Linked DNA regions of Homo sapiens: region 2 is linked to region 1. The links are chromatin contacts, found by Hi-C or POLR2A ChIA-PET in ENCODE. All regions are on one chromosome and are shown on one strand. The core of a region is the stretch at or near the end of the contact, and the rest is flanking DNA. Distances in the headings are between cores, read along the strand shown.

Evidence for each region. A loop is a pair of places that touch in the nucleus more often than their neighbours do. ChIA-PET counts read pairs that join two places held with the same protein, here RNA polymerase II (POLR2A). Pooled maps may share reads with other maps.
Region 2: a map of uterus shows a loop between it and region 1 (6-fold over the local background). The contact joins the promoter of FIGNL2-DT here to the promoter of TMDD1 in region 1. A Hi-C loop is called at or near these places in 5 of 168 maps with a recorded cell type or tissue (Caco-2, breast epithelium, mesothelial cell of epicardium and 2 more) and 6 of 50 pooled maps. POLR2A ChIA-PET finds 5 or more read pairs at or near these places in 9 of 52 experiments (H1, HepG2, K562 and 4 more).

Annotation. Positions count from the first base shown.
Region 1 is chr12:51,812,517-51,817,297 of GRCh38, forward strand. It overlaps TMDD1 (transmembrane and death domain 1), which reads right to left and starts at 2,409. Exons shown (of 1, transcript NM_001386737.1): 1 at 1,405-2,409. The coding sequence starts at 2,377. The coding sequence ends at 1,424. It overlaps SCN8A (sodium voltage-gated channel alpha subunit 8), which reads left to right. Exons shown (of 27, transcript NM_001330260.2): 27 at 1-348. RefSeq lists a silencer at 1,921-2,000 and an enhancer at 2,109-2,608.
Region 2 is chr12:51,845,614-51,850,394 of GRCh38, forward strand. It overlaps FIGNL2-DT (FIGNL2 divergent transcript), which reads left to right and starts at 2,610. Exons shown (of 3, transcript NR_135803.1): 1 at 2,610-2,950; 2 at 4,648-4,697. FIGNL2 (fidgetin like 2) reads right to left here and starts at 3,105. Exons shown (of 2, transcript NM_001384995.1): 1 at 2,927-3,105. RefSeq lists enhancers at 1-11, 12-720, 1,431-2,139, 2,338-3,329.

The sequences.
Region 1 (4,781 bases), core at 1,159-3,658:
GGTACCATAAATGCTGCTATTCTGAGAGCCATTTTAAACTGCACTGCTCCAACCACCCCCGCTTCTCATCACCAGGACAGCAGGTCGAGAAAATGTCTTTCCTTTCACTTGCTTCTGGGGTTTGTGATTATTCAAGACAATTTTTTCCCCTTGCTGTATCTCCTTCCCTCACCTCCTCGACTTGTTCCCTGTTCTGTTTATGCGGAAATGGCAGAAATGCTTGAGAAATGAGAATGTGTAAGTGGATTGGAAGTTTATAGTATGAAATTTCAATTTTACTTTGTACTGTACATCTTTTTACTTTAGAATTTGCAATAAAGGGTTACGTCAATCTTGTTTTCAACTCTCCTCTTGGACTGGCCTGTCATTCTGTCATTGCCCTCACACTGAAGCCCAAGGTGGACAGGCACCACCACCTCGCAGGACCCCACTCTGTCCCGTGGCGGGGACAGAAGTCTGCGTAAGGGCTCACCGCGGCTCAGCCCCTTAGCTGGGCAGGCAGTGCCCTAGCCACTCCCAGGTGTGTGGGAAAGGTTTGGGACTCCACTCAGCATGTCAGGAGGCCTTGCCTGGCGGGGGGCAGCACCTTGGAGGCGGCGCCCTGCACGTGGGCACACCCCTCTCTAGTGGTGCTGCCTCTGCACACTCCAGCAGAGCCCCAGAGTAGCCCCGAGGGGGAGCTGCACATCTTGTTCTGGTCCCCATCACGTTTTTCAAGCCCCTTATTGCGCACACACCTTTCCTTCTGGAGCTCAAACTTTCAGGTCAGACGGCCGTAGGTTCGAGAACGTGACTATGCCACTAACTAGCTGTGGCCGAGTTTCCGCATGTGTGATGGAGACAATACCTTCCTCCTTGAGTTTTGAAGAGTACATCAAATAATGTATGTAACTAGTTAGCATGAGGCCTGGCACACAGTGCGCAATAAGTGGTAACTCTTCGTGGAAGAATAATTGCAAGATAAGAAGGAATCTGCCTGGCGCAGTGGCTCACGCCTGTAATCCCAGCACTCTGGGAGGCCCAGGCAGGCGGATCACTTGAGCCCAGGAGTTGGAGACCAACTTGGCCAACAAGGCGAAACCCCGTCTCTACTAAAAACACAAAAATTAGCGGGGCGTGGCTGCGCACACCTGTAGTCCCAGCTACTCGGGAGGCTGAGGCAGGAGAATCGCTTGAATCCTTGAACCCCGGAGGCAGAGGTTGCAGTGAGCAGAGATCGCACCACTGCCCTCCAGCCTGGGCAACAGAGCGAGGCTCCTTCTTAAAAAAAAAAAAAAAAGCTAAGCTGACAAGAATTGGGCGGTGCACCTGCCACCCTGGGAGCCTGGTACCTGAGCCCCTCTTCCACCGGCAGTCCCACGGGCTTTGCTGCTCCTTTCCAACGGATTAACAAACTCTCTGCTCTTTCGGTATTTCTTAACGTTTATAAACCGTCCAAAGCACCACTGCCCCAAGACTGTGCTCCCATTTTACAGCTGAGGGCAAGGGCACTGTGAGGTGAGGGAGAATCTGGCCCATCTGCAGCCCAGGCCCCCGGGGGCGCGCGCCGCTCTTTAGGAAGGAGCAGCTTTGTTTCCCACCAGCCCTGCACTGTGGCGAGCGGGCCGGGGCTGCCGGGCGACGCCCGGTCGCCGTCGCCGCCAGTGATCCATAGCGTGAGCAGGACGACCAGCGCCCCGGTGCCCAGCGCCCCCACGAAGCCGGTGAGGAGGCCGAGCGCCAGCGGCCCCGCCCAACCCATGGGGCTCCGCTCGTACAGGGGCTGCGGCAGGCGCTCCACGATCAGCTGCAGGGCGTCCCAGTCCGGCGCGGGGACCGCGGCGCGCCGGGGGCGCGGGGCCGGGGCAAAGGGCACGCGGGCGGCGGCGCCGGGCCGCGGCAGGAAGCGCTGCCCGAACTTGCGCAGCTGCAGCGTCGCCTGCTGGTGGAGGTTCTTGCCCAGCTCCCTGGCCACGTCCGGGCGGCCGCTGCGCCGCAGGGCCCGAGCCAGGCGGTCCCAGGACAGGGACGCGGCCTGGGGGGCCAGCCAGGCCGCCAGCGCCTCCCGGCAGCCGTCGGACACCTCTCCAGGCCCGGCTACCCTGCCCGCCGGGTCCTCGGCCGCCTCTCGCCGCCGCCGCCGGCTCGGAGACCCCGACGTGGTGTTGAGCGGCTCAGGCCGCGCCAGCCGGTCTTCAGAAAGCCGGGACAACTCGGCCTCCACGTCGGGCTCGGGCGCCTCCAGGAGCGACCGGAAATGGCCGCACTCCTCCGGGGTCAGCAGCTCGGCCAGACGGACGGCTGCGTGAGGGCCCATAGCGTCCACGGCCCCCGCCGGAGCCAGCGCCCAAACCCAGAGCGTGAGGACCAAGGCGCTCGCCAGAGTCCGCGCCGCCATCCCTGGCGGGAACCAGGGACCGAGGACTGTGCGGGGACGGGGACGTGGACGGGCTCCGCGCCGGTGATGGGGGAGGGGTTCCGAACGCCCGCGGATTGTGGGAGGGAGGAGGCTCCGAACAGTCGGGAAGCCTAGTGGAGGAGGGGACTGGGGACAAGGGGGCTGCCAACACCCAGCGACGGAGACGGGGACTCCGACATGGCACTTGTTGGAGGGTCTCACGAAACTCAGGAACTGGGGTAAGAGGGCTTGCAACACCCAGGAAGGGGGTTCTCAGCCCCCCAGGAGGCTAGGATTCTGGGCTTTTACATTGTAGCTCCTGCCCTAGGCCTCCTAATAGCCACTAATACCTCAAACTGAACAAGTTACCAACATCTCTTCTAATTCATGTACTCCCCAACCGTTCCCCTTTACGAAAAGCCCTAGACCCCTTGCTCTCCATTAACTTCGATATTCAATCAATTCCTACATTCTCTTTTTTTATTTTCTTTTGTGCAGATAGGGGTCTTGCTGTGTTGCGCAGGCTGGTCTCCAGCTCCAGCCTCCGCCTCTGCCACCACCTCCCAAAGTGCTGTGATGACAGGAATGAGCCACCATGCCTGGCCTCAATTCCTAAATTCTCCTCTTGTCTACCAAATACTAAAGTTTAGTATTTATTAAATGAATCCATCATCCCATTCTCCCACTCCAGTGCAAGTCCAGACCCTCCTCCTCTCTTGCTGGTCCTCCAGCCCCCATCCTTGCCCCCCAACACTGGGGCCCTGCCTACCTGCACTTATTCCATTTCCCCCAAGGAAGCTTGGCTCTGGCTCTCCTTCTGATCGCGGCCTGCACTCCTCCTGCTGTCAGGCGCCTTTGGGAAGCCCTCCCTGACTCCGAGTCACACCCCTTAGTGGTGTCCCCATTAGGGACTCCTCCTATCTGCCCCACAGCACACTGCAGCTCGGCCTTTTTACTGTCTCCGCCAACTAGACTGCAAGGTCCATACATTGTCCCCATGGCAACTAGAGCATAATAAGTGTTCAGTAAAGATTTGTTGAGTCAATGTGTGAATTTTTTGTTTTTTTAAGAGACAGGGTCTCCTGCTGCTGCCCAGGCTGGTCTCGGAACTCCTGGGCTCAAGGGATCCTCCTGCCTCAGCCTCCCAAAGCGCAAGGATTACAGGCATGAGCCACAAGGCAGGGCCATTGTGTGAATTCTTAACTTGCAAATCAGTCCTGTCCTCGGCCCCCTAAACTCCCACAAAGGCTTCATCATAGAGCCCCAGCTCCTAGCAGGGCATGGAAGGCCCTCCATAGTGAGGTCCCCGCTGACTCCTCCAGCCTCACTCCTCCAATTCCTGCCCTCACTATCTTGTAACACAACAAGACTCGTGGCACAGCACGTAAGATGCAGTTTCCAGCCTCCATACTTTGCCCAGCTATCCCCCTCCCCTCCTGGGTAGGAAGTTTTCCTGACACCCCACCAAGACCACCACAAGTCAGGATCTTTTCTGGGCATTGTTTGTTTGTTTTGTTTTGTTTTGTATCAGAATCTCCCTCTGTCACCCAAGTTGGAGTGCAGCGGCATGATCTCGGCTCACTGCAACCTCTGTCTCCCAGGTCCAAGTGATTCTCGTGCCTCAACCTCCCAAGTAGCTTGGACTACAGGTGTGCACCACCATGCCCAGCTAATTTTTGTATTTTTAGTAGAGACTAGGTTTCACCATGTTGACCAGGCTGGTCTCAAACTCCTGACCTCAAGTGATCCGTCCACCTTGGCCTCCCAAAGTGCTGGGATTACAGACGTGAGCCACCGCGCCCCCAGCCATTTCTTGGCATTCTTAAGATAACCTGTGCATCCTCCACCAGGGCACTCATCTGGAAATTAGAGGATTTATTCAAGAAACATCTATTCAATGTCTTGTATGTACCAGATAATTGCACTAGGTGTATGAATATAAAGACTACTTTGATGTGGTCCCCCATCCCCAGCAGCTTTATCCAGTTGTATTTTTAAATGATCAATTTCTGAGCTTTTCCCACCTAGACATGGGCTCCAGGAATAGCAGCTGTGCTTGACCCCTTCTGTATCCTCAGTGCCAGGCCCAATGTCTGCACACAGTAAGGTGCAAAATAGAGGAGTGGGGGCAGGTGGGTCTGGACCTCCAAGGGCTGAGAGGCTTGTGGTAATGGACTCTGGGGCAGTGCCTTAGAGCCCCCACCTCCAGGCACACTCACATTTGTGTCCTCTTTGCTTTGCAGGGTCTCCCTGATGCTCACGCTGCCTCCTGTATGTGTGCAGTGAGCCATAGCAGGGAGCCTGGGTGCACTACTCCCCTGTGCTCTTGCGCATGCTCAGCAATCTTGCCTAGAGTATTCAAGGACCTAGGAGCTGTGGGTCCAAATCTCTCACTGACATCTCT
Region 2 (4,781 bases), core at 1,360-3,859, 33 kb after region 1:
AGGAGTCGATAACCGCCAAGTCCAGGAGAGGCAAAGTTCTGCTAGAAGGCACAGGGAAGGTGAGGGAGACCAGCCTGTCTCTTGCCCTCCCTGGCTGACCGACGGCAGGGGGAGGGGAAGGCAGGGCTCCTAAGGGTCCAGCAATGGCAGCAGTCGGAGCTTGGGGGGAGAGTCGGGGGAGTCCTGGCCCAGATAATAAGCAATTGTTAATGTGATCCATATGGATCCTGACTGGCCTCTCTGTTTAACAGAATGATAATGGCAGGGAAAGAATGCTGGTCTGTGGGGAAGGGAAGGGGCAAAGTCCTCCCCGGACTTGGGGGGGTGGGGTAGGGTCATGGGGAGGAGAAGGAGGCAAATAAGGGAAAGGGAGAGGAGGAGCCCCACCCAGGGGTCTCCACCACCCAAGAGCACAGAGCTGTTTACCTGAAGGTGGCCAGATTCCATGCTATGCAGACTGCCTGGCTAAAGGCCCTTACAAAACCCCTTTTATTCAGCCAACCAATATTTATGGAGCACCCACAAGGTGTCAAGCCCTGTGGCAAGCCCACTGGGGGCAGGGCCAGGGAGTACATGCTCCATTTCAGTCAAAGCCCTGAGTGGACCCCGCCACAAAGGCGGAAGGGAGCACAGGTGCAGGCCACGGAGGGAGGAGCAAGTGACAGAAGCTCGGGGCTGGGGAGGTGATGCGGAGGAGGTGCGCATCCGAGTTGGGCCCTGAAGAATAAGGAGGTTGTGGAAAGACAGGGACAATGAGGAAGGCATTTGGCTGGAGGAACAGCGGGAGCAAAGGCAGAGAGGCGTGAAATTGCGTGGAGAGAGCCCTAGATCTCAGCAATAAAGCTGCGGCCCAGGCAGGGCAGGGAGGGGAGTCCTGATCCATAAAAAGCTGTGGCCATGGGTGAGCAGAAGAAAGGCAGGAAAGGGCTCTGCGACGCCACACTCAGTCTGGGTGGCTCTCCCCAGCCTTCGCCCAGGCTGGTACTGGAATTGACAGTTACGGGATCCTCAGCCCAGCCCTCAGCCATACCACGGCCAGAGAATCGGGCAGGGCCTCCGAAGCCAAACTCATTTCTGTGTCTCTCAGCCCCTTCTGTTTCTTCTTCTGGGGCGGGGGTGGGGGCAACAGGAATCCCCCCGAGGAATGCGGGTCCTCTAGGCCTCCCCAGGAGCAACTCCTCTGCCCCACACAGCCTAATTCCCTTTGGCCCAAAAGGGCTTCGCCCAGAAGATATTACAGCGAGGACACGAGGGTCGCTCCCGTCTGCCTTGGATGCCAATGGAATCAAGTGGAAAGAAATGAAATGGTGTTAAACATGGGAAAGGGGATTTACGAGGCCTGTCACCCGTCCAGCCCAGCCACCCCAGCAAGCCCCGCCCCTTTCCTCGCCCACCCCAGGAAGTCCCGCCCCGCCCCCTGCCCGCAGCTCGCGCGGCCGCCCGGTACCCGCGTCCCACAGCTGGGTGGCGGCGGCACCACAGCACCGGGCAGCCCGGCGCGCCCGTCCTTGGGGGCTCAGGCACAGCGGGGAATGGCGTCGGTTCCGGACTGAGAGGCTCGGGGAGGCTTTAGGAGGATGCTATGGGATTTCGGGGTAGGCTCCGGGAGGGTCTGGGACTCCCTCTGCAGGGTCAGAGGGTTTCGCACCGTGGCATCTGCGGGCCCAGCCCACTCCAGAGACTGGGCGGCTCCACAGGGGAGGCCCCACGGCCCAGGAACCGGGAAGCCCACCTGCGCCGTAAGCCCAGAGTTGGGCTGGAACCGGGTCCCCACTCCTCGCTGCCGGGCGGAAAGCAGGAGACCGCTCCGCCGCCACAGCCCGTGCGGACAACACAAACATTCTTCAGTCCTCTATTCTCCTCCAAATTAGGTATCCATGGAGACAGGGCCGGCAGCCTGACAGCCCTACGGCCTAATCCTGATTTAGTGACCGTCCCTTTAACAGCCCACCCACCCGTCCACCCACCCCTGCGCTCCGGGCCGCCGCTGGGCGCAGGGTCCAGGCCGCGCGCTCTCTGCCCCGCGCAGACCCCTTCCCAGGCCTCCTCCTCTGGCGGGGGCAGGGGGACCAGCGGGGCTGGGGAAGGGCACCAGCATTTGCTGATCACCTACAGGGTGCTCAGCAATCTGCGAAGGACCCTCTGCAGCGGCGGGGGGGTTGCTAGCATGCGAATCTCTGTGTAGAACAGGAGAGGGCTCTTGCGGTGGGGAAGTTTGAGGGGCCCTCTCTGGAGAGCTGGGCGCTCCGGGGGTCCCCCTTGTTGCCTGTAGCCCCAGGGTGAAGGTGAGTACAGCCTCCTACAACCCCCTGACTCTGAGACGCGGGCTCTGTTCTCCCGGGCCAGAGGAGAAGACATGAAGAGGGTGGGTGTTAGGGGCGCGGGGACCCTAAGTAGCCTCGGCCTCCTGTCACTGCCCCGTCACCATGCTGGGGAATCTCCGGGCCAGTAACCCAGCCCCCACCCCTCCCACACACACACACAGGGGCCGCTGGACAAAGACCTGACGGAGTGGGAGGGGCCTGCGGGCCGGCCCTCGGGCTCCGGACGCTGGATCCTTCTGGGACCCGAACCCGCAAACCTTGGCTCCCCACCCCCAGGCCAGCAGACGCCCCCGAGCCGGCTGCTCGCTTTCGCTGCAGCCCCCGCACCAGAGGGGGCTGCGAGACGGGTGCCCGTCGGCGGCCGGGCGGCTATCCCCTGCTCTGCCCGCCCCCTCCCCCCGAGAAGTGACCCTCGGCTCCCACGTACCCGCTAGGGTCTCTCGCCGGCCCTGCCCTCCGACCCCCGCCGAGCTGAACCCCGCGACTAGCAGCCCCCGCCCTCTCGGCCCTCTCCGGCCCCGGGCCGGCGGACAAAGCTCCGGACACCCTGACCGAACGGTCACCTCCCCCCGCCCCATCCCGGCCCGCCCGCGGCCCCGTACCTCGGCATCACGGCCGGGTCCTAGGTGAGTGTGCGCGGCCTGGGGGCGCGTCCGGCCCGGGGACCGGGGCGGCGGCGCGGGCCGGGGGCGACAGGCCTGGGCTGGGGGGCAGTGGCGCTCACCATCCTGGAGCCGCTGCTGCTGCGGCTGCTGCGGCCGCCGCGGGCGGGAGCGGGACTGGGCAGTGGGGGTGGCCGGACAAGGGGCGGCCCCGGCTCCCCCCGCAGGAAAGACCCCCACCCCCACCCCCGCCTCCCCTCGCCCGCCCCCAGGGCCCTCCCTCGCAGGCCCTCCCTCCCCTCCCCTTTCCCTGCTCCTCCCTCTCCTAGTGCCCCTCTCTTCCCCCAGCTCCCGCCCCTTCTCTGGCCCCTCCACCCCCGGCTTCTTCCCCGCCCTCCCCCACCTCGCCCCCGCCCCGCCCCCACCTCCCCTGGGCTCGCCCAGCCCCTCCTTGCCACCCTCCCGGCTGGCCCCGCCCCCTCCCGCCCCTGGCTCTAAAATAAATTAGCCACAGAGGGGAAAAAAGAGCAAGTGACCCTCGGTGTGGAGAGTGTCCTTCGCCACTCTCAGACCCGTCCGCCCCGCCTCTCCCGGCCGTCGGAGCGGGAAGCTGGGGTTGGGGTGGGGGTCGGGCCGGCGGGTAGGGGTGGGGGACGGCATGGGGACGGGGCCGAGGCCGGGACTGAGCAGCCCAGCCCGTCGAGCGTGTCCGCTGGATGTGGGCGGCTTCCTGGGTCGAAGGGCAAAGGGGAAGGCAGCCGGCCTGGGCCCGCCCCGTCCGCGGGCCGCCCCAGACCCCCTTTCCCAGGACTGCCTTGGCCCCCTGGCCCCAGTCTGGAGGACTCTTGCTCACTTCCTCCGCCCCCAGGTGAGCTGAGAACCCACTGCGCGCGGGACTCTGCTGCGCCTGCCCTCCCGGGCTGCAGAGGGCAGGACGCACCGCCAGGCAAGGCCGCGGCTCTGCGCTGATGCCACTCCGGGAGCGGGTGGCTGCGGGGGAGGAGGGCGAGCACTGGACGGGGGCAGCGGAGTGTAGGGTGTGAGATCTAAACAGAGGGCTCCACTGGAGGGCTTGCCCAGAAGGCGGCAGTCACACTGGGCCAAGCAGGATGACTGGCAGGAAGAAAAGATGAGGGATGAATCCCAGACCTCTAGTCCACTGAGAGTGTCCAAAGACATCCGTTCAATAGATACATACTGAGTGTTAACTTTGTGCCAAACATTGGACTGTGCACCAGGGATACCCAAGAGAGTCCAAGAGGCACAGCCCTGTCTTCCTGGAGCTCCCAGTCGAAGGGTAGACAGAATTCTGCCCGACACACACACACTCAAGGCTTCATCAGGGATAAAGGCCAGGAACCGGCTTTGCCCCAGGAGAAGGTAGGAGGAGGGCTGTGCTGATGATGGAGGGTCCAGAGAACCTTCCTGCTGTTGAGCCTCCAGATGTCCCAAGGCAATCCTGTTTCCACCCAAGGGCAGTGCTTAAGGGTCCTCTCTCCTGAGAGCTTGTTTCCCTTTTGAGTGGCTGCCTAGCCTGAGTGTCAGTAGGGCAAGATTGGCCCTCACCCACTAGCCTGTAGAACTCCAAACACTACCCCCTCCCTTCTTCTAATGCAGATTCCCCTGCAGGCTCTGGGGTCTGACAGGTCTGGGGCACTCCTTTAGGTGCCACTCAGGGAAACAGAAGGGGAGGGCCTCAGTAGCTCCCACTTCTTTTCCAGCCCACATTTGGAAGCAACCGGCACCCACGCAGGTTCTGGAACTTGCCAAGGTCAGTGTCTTTTCCACCTCCAGAATTATCTCTTCCTTGCCACTCCCCACCCCCAGGGCTCTGCCCTGGCACAGGAGGAGGGAC